Regions from separate parts of the Mus musculus genome. Here all the other regions are linked to region 1. The links are chromatin loops, found by intact Hi-C in ENCODE. Cell type or tissue: heart. All regions are shown on one strand.

Region 1 (5,000 bases):
AAGATTTATTTATTTTATGTATATGAGTACACACTGTAGCAGTACGGATAGTTGTGAGTCTTCATCTGGTTGTTCGGAATTGAATTTTAGGGCAACCGCACTCTCTCCTGCCCATATTTATTATTATAAATAAGTACACTGTAGCTGACTTCAGACGTGCCAGAAGTGGGCGTCAGATCTCACGACAGATGGTTGTGAGCCACCATGTGGTTGCTGGGATTTGAACTCAGGACCTTCAGAAGGGCAGTCAGTGCTCTTACCCACTGAGCCATCTCACCAGCCCGATTGTTTTTGTTTTTGAGTCAGGGTCTTACCGAGTCTCTCAGGCTGGCCTCTGCATCCCAAGTGCTGAGGTTGTAGGCATGTGTCTCCCACACCCAGCCGCATAGCTCGCAACTCTTTCTTTACATTTCCTAGCTTTCAGCTCAGTGACTACTTTGTTTCTTTGATGGTTTTTTACCTTGCAGTTGACTGCTCAGGTCAGATCCCAGCTCCACTCACCCCACCCCCACCCCCTTAATTTTGCTTCTCTCCTTGCATAATCAAAACAATGGCAACCTTGTAATAATGCCACAAACACCTTACAAAGTATCCATGCTTTGTCACATGATCAGCTGGGCCGGCCAGAGGACTTGAAACTTTTACTTGGTGTTATGCCGGAGATCTGCTGCTGTGTGTTAGGGATGGACTCATGTCCCTTGACACATACCAGGCGCCAGACCAGTTTTCTTCATTCTCACCAAAATTCTGTAACAAAAATCCTACTTAAGCTGGTGGTGCGGTCTGGAGGCGGAGGCAGTCCGGGCTCTGCAAACTCAAGGCCAGTCTGCTCTACATCCAAGCTAGCCGGAGCCACGGTAGAGAGACGTCAACAAAACATCTCCAGTCAGCATCGGTAGTGGCTCCACAGTGCAGACAGCCTCTTTCTAGTTCATTTGTGTTACTTACTGGCAGATAGCCAGCCCAGAAACAGCCTCCCCGCCTAGAAAGACAGGAAGTTCACAACACACTCCTGTAATCCCAGCCCTCGGGAACACCTCAAGGCCAGTCTGGGCAGGGCCTAAGAGTCTCAAAAAGTGAAGGAAAAAAAAGCCATCAAGCAGATCTCACCTAACCTACATGGCGGCTATGGTGTGACTAGTTTTATCCCGCTGAGGTTAACACTCAGGGGTTTCCTACCAGAACCCTGCACTCTCCTGCCCCTGCTCCCCCAGCCTCTTGACCTAGCCCCAGATGGCATACTTCTAGATCAGTTTTGCCAAATCCCACAGTTCTGGAAACAGCGTAGGTGTTGCCTTTGCAGTGACAGCAGAAGCAATTCCCTGGAGAGCAGCTTCCAGACTAGAACTGGAGGAGAGGCCCGTCTGTTAAGAGACGGACGGCCTTCTGCCCACAGATCAACAACCCTGCTCACTCACTCATCTCCAGCTTGGCCTCTCCTTGATCAAAACCAAAACCAAACCCAAAATCCTCTAACACAAATAAGATGGGCCTGCGTAGTTGATTTTCTTTAAGCTTAAAGAGAGGAAGGCTGCAGCTGCCTGGCTGAGTTTATTATGGGATACCTGAAGAGAAGAAGTCCCCAGACTCCTGAATACGTCCTGTGGAATCTTTATATACCACCAGTAGGGCTGTTCCAAGCAGAGTAGCAAGCCGGAAGCAGCCTCACTTCCAGTTTGAGGTTTTAAGAGCAAAAAAAATGCAATTGTGGCGTATACAGAAAGGCAGCTCTGGACAGCTGCAGCAAGCAAGCTTTGCTTACAGAAGCAGAGAGGTAGCGGTTAGATGGTCAGGCAGTTAACCTTCAGCTCAGAGTCACACTGTACAGGAATTTATGGCTGGACCAGAGACCAGTTTACTCTAAGAGCTTATAGCCGTTCAGTTCACCCAAGGTTGTTATAGCACTTAAAGTATTCTTAGGTATGCTTTCAGGAGATGTGTACCTAGATAGAGTTCAGCAGCCGGCTACAGTTTAAGAGGCAGCTCCTGGGTGGTAGCAGTGTGGTGCCTAGGGTTGCCGCTTACGGATCCTGAGGCCTGCACCCTTACCTCGGGAGCTTGTTCGCCTCCGAAACGGAGGTTGTAATAACACATGAGCCACGGACTGGCTGCAGCTTTGCTACGTAATGATAAGTTCCGCGGTTCAGTTAACTTGGCTGAGGATCTCCTAATGGTGGAATAGGCACCGCCACTGTCGTATAGAATTCTGAGAAACATGTGAAACATTTAACACACCGTGGCGAAAGTGAGGCCTCCCTGGGGAGTTTCGGGAACTTGTCTGCATGTCACAGTTGAGAGGTTGCAATGGTCCAAAGAGGAAACCATCCCTCCACACTTCTCCCAACCCCTGGTCTTTCAGACCGTTTTCCCGGCACCTGCCAGTTCTGCCACGAGGTGGCGCTCTAATCCCAACTTCATCTCATTCAGCGGCTGCCCGCTGCTTTGAAGATAGTTGAATGAGATTGATCCATTGAGCAGATTGAGCGATTGAACCTGCAGGAGTCTCCCCTCCACTCTCCTGTTAGGTCAGAGGGCTGCCCTAGGACACTGAAATGACTGGGGAGCGGGGGGTACCACACACAGTAGGGGGCCAGAAGAGGCTCACATTTTAGGCTTTGTGTGTGTGTGTGTGTGTGTGTGTGTGTGTGTGTGTGAATGTCATGGAAGATCAGTTTCAGCTGTCAGAGGGACCCATCAGTAAAGCATGCGTCAAACAGTGGCCACTCTGCAAAGAGCAAGCATGAGTGGACACTGGCAGGCAATATAGTTCTCTCCGTTTTTGGGGGGAGGGAAAAACAAGCTATCATTCTGATGTTAGGGTCTGGGGTTTAAGGTTTGCTTTGGTCTTCTTTAGGGTTTGGCTTGCTGGTTTGCTTGGTTTTTTGTTTTTTGGGGGGGGGCAGGTTGTTTGTTTTGTTTTTGTTTGTTTGTTTGTTTGTTTTTACATAGATTCTTTCTGTAGGCTTGTCTCTTCTGGAACTCAGTATGTAGATCAGGTTATCCACAAACTCAGAGACTGATCCGGTCCCTGAGCCTAAGTCCAGGGTTGCAGGTGTGAGCCCGCACCAAGCCTCATCCCCAGCCTTCGTTTTTCTCTCTTTAGTGGAGACACCACCATGTAGCCCTGGCAGCTCTTGACTGATATTCCTGACCAAGACGCAGGCCTGCACCTCCAGGCTTGTTTTGTGGTTATGTGACACTCACTGTGTGCTGATCCGTCAGCACGGCATAGACAGCATCCACTGCCTCCCTGATCTGCGCAGTGGAGCCAGAGACGGCCTTGTTTCAGAATGACTGGGCACAGTTGATGTTCCACCTATCCTTCCAGCCTCGCATTCTGCACACCCACAGACCTGTCACCTCGGCCGCAGTTGTCTTCAGTGACCCTAGCACAGGTTTCACAAGCCTTACCCCGTCAGGAAGTGGGTTGTGAAAGAGTTTACCAGAGCCAGACATGGTGGCATAGGCCTGCAATCCCAGCACCCAGGAGGCAGTGACGAGGATTACAAGTTCAAGGCCAGCCTTGGCTACAAGGCCATCCTGAGCTACAAGAAACCCTGCCGGGGTTTGGGGTGCCAGAAATAAATAGAAGGCAGACAGTAGAGAGGAGCTGTCTGCACTTGGCATCAGGAAGTGTTTTCACACCATGGTACCCTGGTCGTTTAGGTCTCGAGGGAGGGACACTTGTGTGGGCTCATGTCAGATGCTCAGCTGGATATTCCTCTACTGTGGGATACTTGTCACAGTGTAAGTTATTTCTTAGAGTCCAAAGTTGTCATGAGTTACCAGGGGTCAGACCCTGATGGGCTGAGCCTGCTTGTTAGAGAGAATTCTCTGTAGTGCTGTTGTGAGATCGACTGCAGCCTGGCTCATTGAGCTTTGTTCTTCTAATCTTAAAATTTAGTTTTGTTTTTCTATCTGTGTGTAGAGGTCAGAGGATACAGTTGTTGGTCCTCAACTCTCATTGTGCTTGAGACAGAATGTTTTTTAAGATTTATTTATTTTATTTATGTAAGTACACTGTTGCTGTCTTTAGACACACCAGAAGAGGGCATCAGATCTCATTACAGATGGTTGTGAGCCACCATGTGGTTGCTGGGATTTGAACTCAGGACCTCTGGAAGAGCAGTCAGTGCTCTTACCCGCTGAGCCATCTCTCCAGCCCATCTTGTTTGTTTTCCAACCATGTCCTCCAGGCTAGCTGGCCCATGAGTCTCTATGGACTCCCAACTCCACCGCTTATCTTGCAGTGGGAGTATTGGGATTGCAGATGTGGGCTGCTGTGGCTGGGATTACAGATGTGTGCTGCTGTGGCTGGGATTGCAGATGTGGGCTGCTGTGGCTGGGATTGCAGATGTGGGCTGGTATGTGGGATTTCAGGTGTGATTGCTGGGGATGCGAACCTGAGTCCTCAAATTTCCGTGGCAAGCGCTTTACCAATATTGTGTTCTTCCAGACCCAAAATTAACTCTTTCTGGTCTTGCTCAAAGACAGTAGCAGTCTTGCTTGATCCCAGCCCTGGGCAACCAGCCATCACAGAACATCACCCGCACACCCCTACGCATGAGGCTCACAGAAGATGGAGGCCATCATCTGGAGTTGCATCAGGGCTGAGTGCGGCCCTTGCCCACAGTGCTGATATGTCAGAGTCATGAGACCACAGGACATCAACTTTGTTGGAAAGAGGAGGTGGAGTTACTGTTGAAGGGGACCAGAGGTCAGGCTGTGACACCAGAGCAGGGGCTCCTGGGCGGTGGGAGGCAGCATCAGTGTTTACGTAGTGGCTGCTGTTCCTGAGGCAGCACCATCTGGAACTGAGAGACCTGAAATCAGGGAGACATTGATTTACCATAAGGTTGAGTAAGCAAGGGCCAAAGACACACAGCAGACTTAAAACAGAGGTTCCTGAGAGCTGAGGGAGTCCAGACGCCTAAAAGAGCTGCTAGGAGCTGCCCCACGGAGGCTGGTGAAACCCCCGAGTTAGACAAAGCAACAGCTGC
Region 2 (5,000 bases), 54 kb after region 1:
TTAAAAAATGCCCTTCTGGGCTGCAGGCAACCTAGTAGCACTGGCTTCTGGAAGAGACCACAGGAGACAGTGTTGTGAAGTGCTTTTCTGCACCCCTCAGGGCTCCCACCAGACACCCACTGGAGCATCTAAATTCCACATCTTCCTTTCCTCCTTCTCCTGTCCCCACGCCCTGGTTCCCGAGCAAACCCCCAGTCACCTGGATAAACCATGATGAAGATGACCAGGAGCACCTTGGCCATGTCTCCTGTTGGTGAGGCGGACAGACCTCAGCAGTGAGGTCTAAGTAGAGGAACGACTACCGGCAAGTAGGACTCACACGTGACTTGCCAAGAACCTCTGCTGTGTGGGACTTTGGGCATCATAGGCATGTCCTGCTAAGGAGAAAAGATGGCACCGATGGACATGCCTGGGGCTCTCTGGAGGCAGCTAGTGGACAGGTGGCATAGAAGGACAGGATGTCCTCATGTTTGATTTTATAAGATTGGGTAGGTGAGACCAGGATGTGGTTCTCTCACTTCTGAGGTTTAAGACCAGACCTTCTGACACCCTCCAGCTGAGAGACTAGGCTCCTCACCTCTCCTTTGTCCAACTATGCGGGGCTCCATTGCCTCCATGCCTCCCCAGTCTGCCTTTCCCTCTGGGCAGCAAGCTGCTGCTGGTGGTAATGATGTTACCAAGGACAGTGTCTGGTCGCTTCATCTGTAGGGGTTGGACCTCTTCCCCCAGCAGTGTTGACAGAGGAGTTAGAGCTATCAATAGATATGTCTGAGTTTTCATTTTCCTATCTCCTGGAAAAGAGCATTCCCAGCAGGAACCTGCTTTACCGTGCCTTCTTCACAGTCTTATTCATGAGCAATCCATTCGTTTGTAATTTTAGCTGCTGTTTAGCTGCCTTTTTGTTTGTTTGTTTGTTTGTTTTGTTTTTCGAGACTGGGTCTCTCTTTGTAGCTCCAGTTGTCCCGGAACTCACTCTGTAGACCAGGCTGGCCTCGAACTCAAAGAGATCCATCTGTCTCTGCCTCCTGAATGCTGGGATCAAAGGTGTGTGCCACCACAATCAGCCTACTTAACACATTTATTGAGAATCTACAAAGTGTGAGTCACAGGAGATGTTGTTCACGGGCACAAGTGGTGTTACCTGTAACAGCGGGTCACATGGGTGCCTTTATGCCAGAGTTTGTACTTTACAGACCCACAGGAGATGAAAAAGCACCTGGAAGAGAGGCCTAAATTGTAGCATGCCACGCGTGACGTGGGCTCAGCCTCACCATCCATCCTCCCGGTCCTTTTATTCTCTCCCAATTTTTGTATGCTTATTTGTACAAATGTCTACCCAGGCATGCATGCCAGAGCATATATGTGGAGGTCAGAAGAGAACCTGTGGGAGTGGGCCCTCTTTCCACCATATGGGTCCCAAGAACAGAAGCCAGGTCATCAATCGGTTTTGGTGGCAAAGGCCTTTATCCACTGAGCAATCTCGCTACCACAATCTTTCTTAGGTTTAGGGTTGGTTTTGTTTTTTTTTTTTCTTTTTTATTTTTTAAATAAGAAATGTTTTGCCTGCCTGTTTACATGTGCACCCTGTGTATGCCTGGTGCCCATGGAAGTCACAAAAGGGCATCAGATCCTTCTCCGGAACTTGAGTTCCAGACGGCTGTGAACCACACTGTAGGTGCTGGAAATGGAAGCCGTCCTCTGTGAGAGCAACACCTGCTCTTAACCGCTGGGCCATCTTTTCTAGCCCTTGACCCCATCTTTGAAACTAATGCATTTTTTCCCTCCTTGTGTCTGTGAGGGGCTCTGTTCTGTAACAGGTTGATGTACTGTCTAGTTGCTTCTCACTGTGAAGTGACACATGACTGTTGGAGAAGCAATGTCTCATTGTTAAGAAGGCTGGCTTGGAGCACTTCCAGCGCTTGCTCCCTCCCAAGCTACTCTCTCAGCCACCAGGATAACCACACCACTTGGGAAGGCCTCATTGGGTCATCTGGCCACCAGTGAGCTGTGGTGAGGCCTTCTCCTTAAGGTAGCTAAGTGGAGGGTGTGGGTCCCGGGTGCCATGGGCAGGTACGTGCTGCCCCCTGCTGGGGACCTGAAGCATTTTGGCTTCTCCATAGGGCCTCAATTCCCCTTCCCAAGATCTTAGTTCCCATGCAGAGTAGGTGAGGAAAACACGTTTCTTCACTATAAGCCCATGGTTTGGGAAGGGAGGTACAATGGCCTTCTGGTTTGAGACGAATATTGTATTTTCTTGTCTTTTCTTTTGTTTTATGTGTATGGGTGTTTTGTCTAAATGTATGTCAGGTCACCTGTGTGCCTGGTGTCTACAGAGACAATAGTGCATAGGCTGTCTTGGGACTGGAATTAGAGGCAGTTGTGAGTTGCCATAGGGGTGCTGGGAATCAAACCTGGGTCCTCTGGAAGAGCAGCAGGCATTCTTAGGTATGCTGAGCTGTCTCTCAAGCCCCCAACCTATGTTTTCACGATGCACACTCTGACACAGGGCAGTATTCTGTAGCCCAGGACTTAATGGTTTGCATGGCATCGTTCTGAACTAGACTCCGTGTTCACTACCTGTGTGCACATCTGTAAATCGAGAACTGCAACCATGACTGTCCAGACTTCCCGCCCTAGCTACTTAGTGTATATAAGGCTCTCCTCCTACCCTTGGGTTGGGGTGATCCAGGAGATCACCGGGCCTAAACTTAAGAGGACTCTGCTCCTCTTACCTTTCTCCCAGGTAAGAAAGACTTCCAACCATCTTACCATAGCTATGGATTCTAAGACACTGCATGAATGCTTTTGAGATCAGTCCATGTCTTAGTCAGGTTACTATTACTGTGATGAAATATCATGACCAAAAGAAACTTCGGAAGGACTTTTTGGGCTTACAGGTCCTGAGTTACACTGTCCACTGAGGGAAGCCAAAGCAGGACCTCAAACAGGCAGGAACCTGGAGGCAGGAGCTGATAAAGAGGCCATGGAGGTATGCTTCATACTGGCTTGCTCCTCATGGCTGCTCAGCCTGCTTTCTACAGAACCCAGGATCACCAGCCCAGGATGGCCCCACCCACGGTGGGCTGGGCCCTCCTCCAATCATACTGATTGCGGGCATTTTCTCAGTTGATGATCCCTCTTTCAGATGATTCTGCTTGTAGCAAGTTGACAAAACTCTCCAGGGCAGTCCATCTAGAGTAAGTCATGGCGTATGTGTATTCAAGAACAATTTTCATTATCTCAGACTTTCTAGGGAAGTTAATAGTTTTGTTATTTTGTTTTGTTTTGTTTCGTTTTTTTTTTGTTGTTGTTGTTGTTTTTGACAGGATCTCAATTATGTAGTTCTTGGCTGGCCTTGGAACTATGTGTAGACCAGGCTGGCCCTGAACTCAAGAGATTCACCTGCTTCTGCCGCTTGTGTACTAGGATTAAAGGTGTGCACCAACACACCCAGCCTTCAAAAATATATATGTGTGTGTGTGTGTGTGCGCACACACACACACACACACACACACACATATATATACTTTTTAAAAATTTATTTTTGGCTTTTCGAGACAGGGTTTCTCTGTATAGCCCTGGCTGTCCTGGAACTCACTTTGTAGACCAGGCTGGCCTCAAATTCAGAAATCCGCTTGCCTCTGCCTCCCGAGTGCTGGGATTAAAGGCGTGCACCACCACTGCCCGGCTATCAAATTATATTTTAATTAACTTAAGACACATCCTACTCTGTAACCCAGGATACTTGAACGTTGAGTATGTAGATCAGGTTAGCCTTAAATATTCAGTAACTCCTTGAATTAAAAAATTAGTTCTTGGGCTGGCGAGATGGCTCAGAGGGTAAGAGCACTGACTGCTCTTCCAAAGGTCTTGAGTTCAATTCCCAGCAACCACATGATGGCTCAACTACCCATAATGAGATTTGATGCCCTCTTCTGGTGCATCTAAAGACAGCTACAGTGTACAATAATAAATAAATCTTTTTAAAAAAATTAGTTCTTAGGGTTAAATAAATAGCTCAGCCAAATAGTGTTCTGGCTGCTCTTCCAATGGACCTGGGAGTCTGTGGCAGCTCGCATTCTCTCATAACTCCTGCTTCAGAGTATCCAACACCCTCAATTGGCCTCTGGAATAGAACTGGTACACAGACAAACATGTAGGCAAAAGACCCCCGTGCCCACAACACACATTTTTTTTAAAGTTATTATTCAAACCAAGCAATGGTATTTTGTCCTGTATGTCTTTATTAAAAGTGTCACTGACTTCAAATCACAGCAGTTGGAAGGCTGAAGTCAGTTGTTCATCTTCAGCTATGTACTGAGTCCCAGGGCAGCCTGGGCTATATGAGATTCTGTTTCAACAAGATGAAAACAAGAGATCATGGGCTGGAGAGATGGCTCAGTGGTTAAGAGCACTGACTGTTCTTCTAAAGGTCCTGAGTTCAAATCCCAGAAACCACATGGTGGCTCACAACCATCTATAATGAGATCTGACACCCTCTTCTGGTGTGTGCCTGAGGACAGCTACAGTGTACTTATATATAATAATAAATAAATCTTTTTAAAAAAGAAAAAGAAAAGAGAAAACAAGTAGCCTGTGGGCTACTGACACTTGAAAGAAATCTTGGCAGTACAGGTACCTCAAGAGGACTGCTGGCCTCAGGAAAGGCTGGGCCACTGTGACCTCACAGAAAGGTAGCCGTGGTGATAGGCACCCAGTTCCTCCATCCTATTGTTTCCCTGTCAGGCTCCTCCAAGGCCCAAACTAACTGGAGCCAGACGAACCCTCTGATGTGGTCTGCACAGGTCAGTCTCCTGGGCAAAGAGCAGGGCTGGAAGAATGGAGGGTAAATAGAAGGCTCTCAGGGCACACACACGTGTGTACACACACACACTCTCGCTCTCTCTCCCTCACTTTCTGGACAGTGCATCCTTTTCCAGGCAGCACAGTCAGTTCACAGGCCTTAGTCCTCTAGTCACCCCCGTGAAGAGCACTGAACC
Region 3 (5,000 bases), 380 kb after region 1:
GCCTCAAACTCAGAAATCTGCCTGCCTCTGCCCCACAAGTGCTGGGATTAAAGGCATGTGCCACCACACTGGGCTCAGGTTTCTTTGTGATAGACAGAAACCTAGCGCTCCAGTGGGCTGCAGTGGCAAAAACTACTTCTGAGGCTGAGGCCAGAGCATCACTTGACTCCATGAGTACAGTCAGACCCTGTCTCAAGGAACAAGAAAGAAACACCCTAAACTCAGAACAGCACAGGTTGCTCATATGTGAGCATGCATGACTTCCCCCACCCACCCCCTTCCAGCTGATGCCAGGACGTTCCAGACAATCTTCCTGTGTGCTCACCTTTAACTTCCCTTCCAGGGTCCGAGAACGTTTGAAGCCTGAGTTCTTAGTTTCAGCCTTGATGGCACTGATGGCTCCTGACTTCACCAGTTGTTTGGCCTGTTCTGTTGCTGTGGCAGTGTCCACCACAGGCTGCTCTGACAGTGCTGGGGAGAGAGGGAGGGGGAAGGAGAGAGGCATTCATTATGCTGGCTGTGGAGGGAAGCCCTCTGCTGCTGCCCCCTGGACTCTCTGTCTCTGTCACTTACAGCGTTTGACACCGCCCTGGCTCGCTGGGCCGCTGCTGCTCTGCTTCTTCAGAGCCAGCAATGCCTTTTTCTGGAAAGGAGAGAGGTCTGTCAACCAGGGTCTGGTTCCAGGGCCAGTGTGTGTGGCATCCTGGTCCTGGAGTGGCTCATCCTGCTTCCACATCCTCACGAAGCCCACAGTACTTAACCTAACCAAACTATGGTGTCCAAGGCCTTCCAGTCTCACATTTTGGAAACTGAAAACCAAAAACACCTAAGCCCTACCATATAAGCTGCAAATAAGACCTGAATCCTTGGGGATTTTATCCACCCATCTCCCATCTTCTGCACATTTAATGAGGCCATGCAGAATCAAAACACATAGTTCCCACCCTTAAGGAATTCAGAACCCAGGAAACAATGGCTAGACTGACAGCCAAGAATAATCAAGGGCACTAATCACTCAGGGCTGAGTATAAGCAACACTTTCTGATGCATAAGCAGCTAGTAAACTGAGACCTCACAGAATTACCCAACACAGACAGAAAAGATACTTTAGACAAAGAAATTGGGGTTGCAAAAATGCAGAGGAGGTTTTGGAAGGCAGGTTTTAAGAGAAAATAATTCTCTCTTTTGACAGGTATGGTGAGCTGATATTTCAATTCTATACATGATGTGAAACCTCGGAAGTGTTTTCAATGGATCAGGTGTGCCTTCAAAACAGCAAAGCCAGACCCTGTCAATGAGAAATTACTCAGAGGTTTCACTAGTAAGGAGAGTGCTGAGGACGGTGTTGTGCACCTAGAGTTCCACTTCCTGAGAGAAGCTTAGGGAGGAAGATACCAGGAGCCCAGGAGTTGAAAAAACAAAACAAAACAAAACAAAACAACCCACCCAACCCGGCCACATACTGAGATCCTTGCCAGGGGTAGTGGTAGGGGACAAAGTGGAAGAGGAACTTAGAAACCATCGACAGACTTGACAAATGTTTTGCTGTGTAAATAGTACAGAAGCCAGAGGTGAGGCAGAGCCATTCCAGGCTACCCAAAGCCACATATTTTCAATCCAGCCTGGGCTAAGTGTGAGACCCTGTCTGAGGTGGAGTGGTGTGTCAGAGATGAGAGATTTTAAGGCCTATTAAATGCAGTTGGTTATCTAAAAGCGAAGGGAGGGAGGTAGAGCAGACAGGAGGAGCACATTTACTTGGGCATTTGATGGTTCACAAGGCTCTGGGTGGTACTGAAGCCACAGGGACGATGATAATTCCATTGGGGATGACCAGAGAAGAGGGAGGGTTCAAATAAGACTGGACGATGCTGCCAAAGCTCCACTGAGAGGTCCCCTTCCGGTAGGAGGCAGGAGGACTCCCATGGCCTTACAGTCAGCCCAGGTGTCCCCAGAGTCTGGAGAAGCCGGGCCACCACGCTTAACTAACTCCTACCTTCTTCTTGAGTTTGTTGAACTTCTTCTGCAGTGCCTCTTCCTCTTCACTCAGCCCCGGAGGTATCACCAACATGTTGGCTCCTGGTTCAAGGGCAGAACCCAAGACATCATTCTCTACTGTCACCATTCAAAATTCACACGTCGTCCAACTTGCGTCCATCCTGTATGCACCCCAACCTCCAGGCCCGCCTACTCCAGCCTCTGGCCTTTCCCTAACCCCTCGTTCCTCCGAGGCTGCTTGTCCAGCCTCCTGTTTATGGTAATCAACCGGCATTCCCGCCTATGTCCAAGGTCCAGACACTAGAGCCTTGGGGTACCTCAGCCCGGAGAAGGGAAAGCACTCCCTGCGACGCCAAGGCGATGGCTCCCGACCCCCATGCCCAATGGGGTTAGGTCAGCCAACCTCGGGGTCCGATGGGCAGAGAAGGCGGCCGGGCCCGCGTAGCGCTATCTGGGCAACCAGAGGAGGAGGAAGAAGAACCAGGGGCCGCGCGGGGAAGGCGCGAAAGATGTGAGACGAAGCCCTCACCTGAGGGGGCGGCGCCCGGGCCCGCGGTCTCCGGCGCCGCCGCGCGGGCTACTGCGCGCTGGCTCGCGGCGATGACGTAAAGGGGCGGGACACGCGGTAACCAAGGCGGCGAGTCGCAGTGACTTCCGCCCGGCCTTGCCCGGCTCCGAGTCAGGCTTCGGCGCCGCTCTCGCCCACGCTCCCGGCGGGGAGTGGTGGAGGAGGGGGCGTGTCGGAAGTAATTTCAACTTCCGCCCTTCTCGGGGCGGGGCCGGCTCCGTGGTTACTCTGAGTTTCCGGGCTGCTCGGGAGCTGCCGCGGCTCCAGGATGATGGAGACGGAGCGACTCGGTGAGGGGGAGGGGAGGAGAGTGGACGGGAGAGGAGAGGAGAGGAGGGGAGGGGAGGGAGGGGGGTCCGCGGAAAGGACTAGTTAGTAGACAGGAATGACTTGTGGCTTTTAACCTGTGACCTTTCCCTTGTAGTTCTGCCTCCCCTAGATCCCCTGAACTTACCCCTTCGAGCTCTGGAAGTGGGGTGCACTGGCCGTTGGGAGCTGCTGAACGTGCCAGGGCCTCCAGAGAGCACTGTGAGTGACTTTTGACCCTCACCTTTGACCTATGAGCCTAAAAGAAATTCCACCCTGCTCACAGGAGGATGTAGCTTGACACTGTCATCTTGGCCTCCGGCTCATGCTGGACAGATCCCACTCTACTGGAACTCCAGTAGGTCGGAGCGGGGAGTGCTGGAGACGCGAGCTCTCAGAGCTGCCCCTTCACCTGTATCTTTCCTCCTAGGAGGTTCCTTCTCTCTGCATAGCTCAGAGCACTTGGCTCTTTTAAACTGAAGCCTGGCGTGGCTCACACCCTTATTCCCAGCACTTGGGAGGTGGAGGCAGGCAGATCTCTTGAATTGGAGGCCAGTTTGATCTACATACCAAGTTCTAGGCCAGCCAGGGCTATGTAGTGAGATCTCATCCCCAAAACAGAAAGAAAAGAAGCAGAAAATTTAAGACTGGCAGAATGACTTATTAGCCCAGAGATTCTCCACCTTTGATTCACTACCCATTTGAGGGTGGAATGACCCTTTGACAGGGGTCACATCACATATCAGATATCCTGCACACCAGACATTTACATTAAGATTCATAACAGTAACAGAATTACAGTTAATAAGTAGCAACACAATTATTTTTCGGTTGTGGTCAGCACAACAGGAGAACCGGTGCATTAAAAGGTGGCAGCATTTGAGAAGGTTGAGAATCACTGGCTTAGCCTATTAAAGCGCTTGCCCATGCAAGTCTGATGAGACACACGTAAAGGCAGCGAGAGAGCCAGCTCCACAATGTGGTCTTCTGACTGCCATGTGTGCATGCGTGTACCCATGTCCACCCATTACACACAGACCTATACATACTAACACATACTACTACAAATAATAAGAATTCTAAAATGCGAATTCTCAGTTGAGCACATAGCTCACTTGGTATAGCGCTTGCTCAGCATACACAAAGCCCTGGTTTTGATCCCTGGCTCTGCATGATAGTCAGGTGTTGGTAGCTCATGCTTGTCACCCCCTCACTTGAGAGGGGGAGGGATATGTGTACACACACACACACACACATCAAGTTGGATGCAAACATGGGTTTCATGAGAGCCTCTCTCAAAATAAGAATGCAGATTGCTGTGTCTGGCCTCTGTGTGTCTGAAATCAGTGATTTACCTTAGTTGGTATCCTGGGACATCTACCATTGGATCTGAACACAAGTTCCATCGCCTCTTTTGTCTACACGCTATCCTTTATTAACCAACTTAAGGTTTCTTCTTTTTTTTTTTCTTCAATTTATTTATTTATTTTATATACGAGTAAACTGTAGCTGTCTTCAGACACACCAGAAGAGGGCATCGGATCTCATTACAGATGGTTGTGAGCCACCATGTGGTTGCTGGGAATTGAACTCAGGACCTCTGGAAGAGCAGTCAGTGCTCTCAACTGCTGAGCCACCTCTCCAGCCCCCAACTTAATACTTCCTATCTCGCCCTTGTCCCAGCTCCCCCATGGCCTCCCTCCATGCGCCCCAGATCTGTGCCAGGAAGCAGAGCAGCTGTTTCTGTCGTCTCCAGCCTGGCTTCCTCTACACGGTGTAGAGCACTCAGCTCGGTGAGAAGTCTGCAGCCTCCCAGATTGGAGAGATGGACCAATGGAAGGAAGCTGGGATAGGGAGAAAGCCGACTCCAAAATTCCTTTCCTTCTCTCCAGAAAATGGCAGAGGAAGACGGATCCCTGGTCACTCCTGGCTGCCGTGGAGACTCCAGTCCCATCTGACCTTCAGGCCCAGAGACACCCAACCACAGGCCATATACTGGGCTATAAGGAGGTGAGAGGTCAGAGGCCCCAAGAAATGGAATTGGGAGGAAGGGTCAGAAGCAGGCTTGGTCTCACTGGTTATCCAACCTCTTGTCTCAGGTCCTGCTGGAGAACACAAATCTGTCAGCTAC

The links. Hi-C counts contacts between places; a loop is a spot of excess contacts. Peaks named below come from ENCODE experiments on the same cell type or tissue, not always from the same donor. Only the 100,000 strongest peaks of a DNase experiment are listed, where the experiment ranks them.
Region 2: it touches region 1 in a loop (5-fold over the local background); 41 of 42 quality-filtered maps call a loop at or near these places.
Region 3: it touches region 1 in a loop (2.3-fold over the local background); 6 of 42 quality-filtered maps call a loop at or near these places.

The regions. Positions count from the first base shown.
Region 1 is chr17:35,229,600-35,234,599 of GRCm38, reverse strand. All of the region lies in intron 2 of Nfkbil1 (nuclear factor of kappa light polypeptide gene enhancer in B cells inhibitor like 1), which reads left to right. Among named protein-coding and RNA genes, the nearest start is that of Nfkbil1, 3.7 kb to the left of the region's middle. In heart, a CTCF peak has its summit at 2,383 (motif pointing right); DNase peaks (open chromatin) are centred at 1,039 and 2,399; H3K4me3 peaks cover 1,442 bases; H3K27ac peaks cover 1,398 bases.
Region 2 is chr17:35,175,778-35,180,777 of GRCm38, reverse strand. It overlaps Aif1 (allograft inflammatory factor 1), which reads left to right and starts at 4,726. Exons shown (of 8, transcript NM_019467.3): 1 at 4,726-4,805. It also overlaps the pseudogene Ncr3-ps. In heart, a CTCF peak has its summit at 2,090 (motif pointing left); a DNase peak (open chromatin) is centred at 2,037.
Region 3 is chr17:34,847,987-34,852,986 of GRCm38, reverse strand. Skiv2l (superkiller viralicidic activity 2-like (S. cerevisiae)) reads left to right here and starts at 2,783. Exons shown (of 28, transcript NM_021337.2): 1 at 2,783-2,853; 2 at 2,988-3,091; 3 at 4,553-4,662; 4 at 4,762-4,879; 5 at 4,969-5,000. The coding sequence starts at 2,832. Nelfe (negative elongation factor complex member E, Rdbp) reads right to left here and starts at 2,596. Exons shown (of 11, transcript NM_001045863.1): 1 at 2,399-2,596; 2 at 1,994-2,076; 3 at 574-643; 4 at 326-471. The coding sequence starts at 2,068. In heart, a CTCF peak has its summit at 2,587; a DNase peak (open chromatin) is centred at 2,716; H3K4me3 peaks cover 2,373 bases; H3K27ac peaks cover 1,798 bases.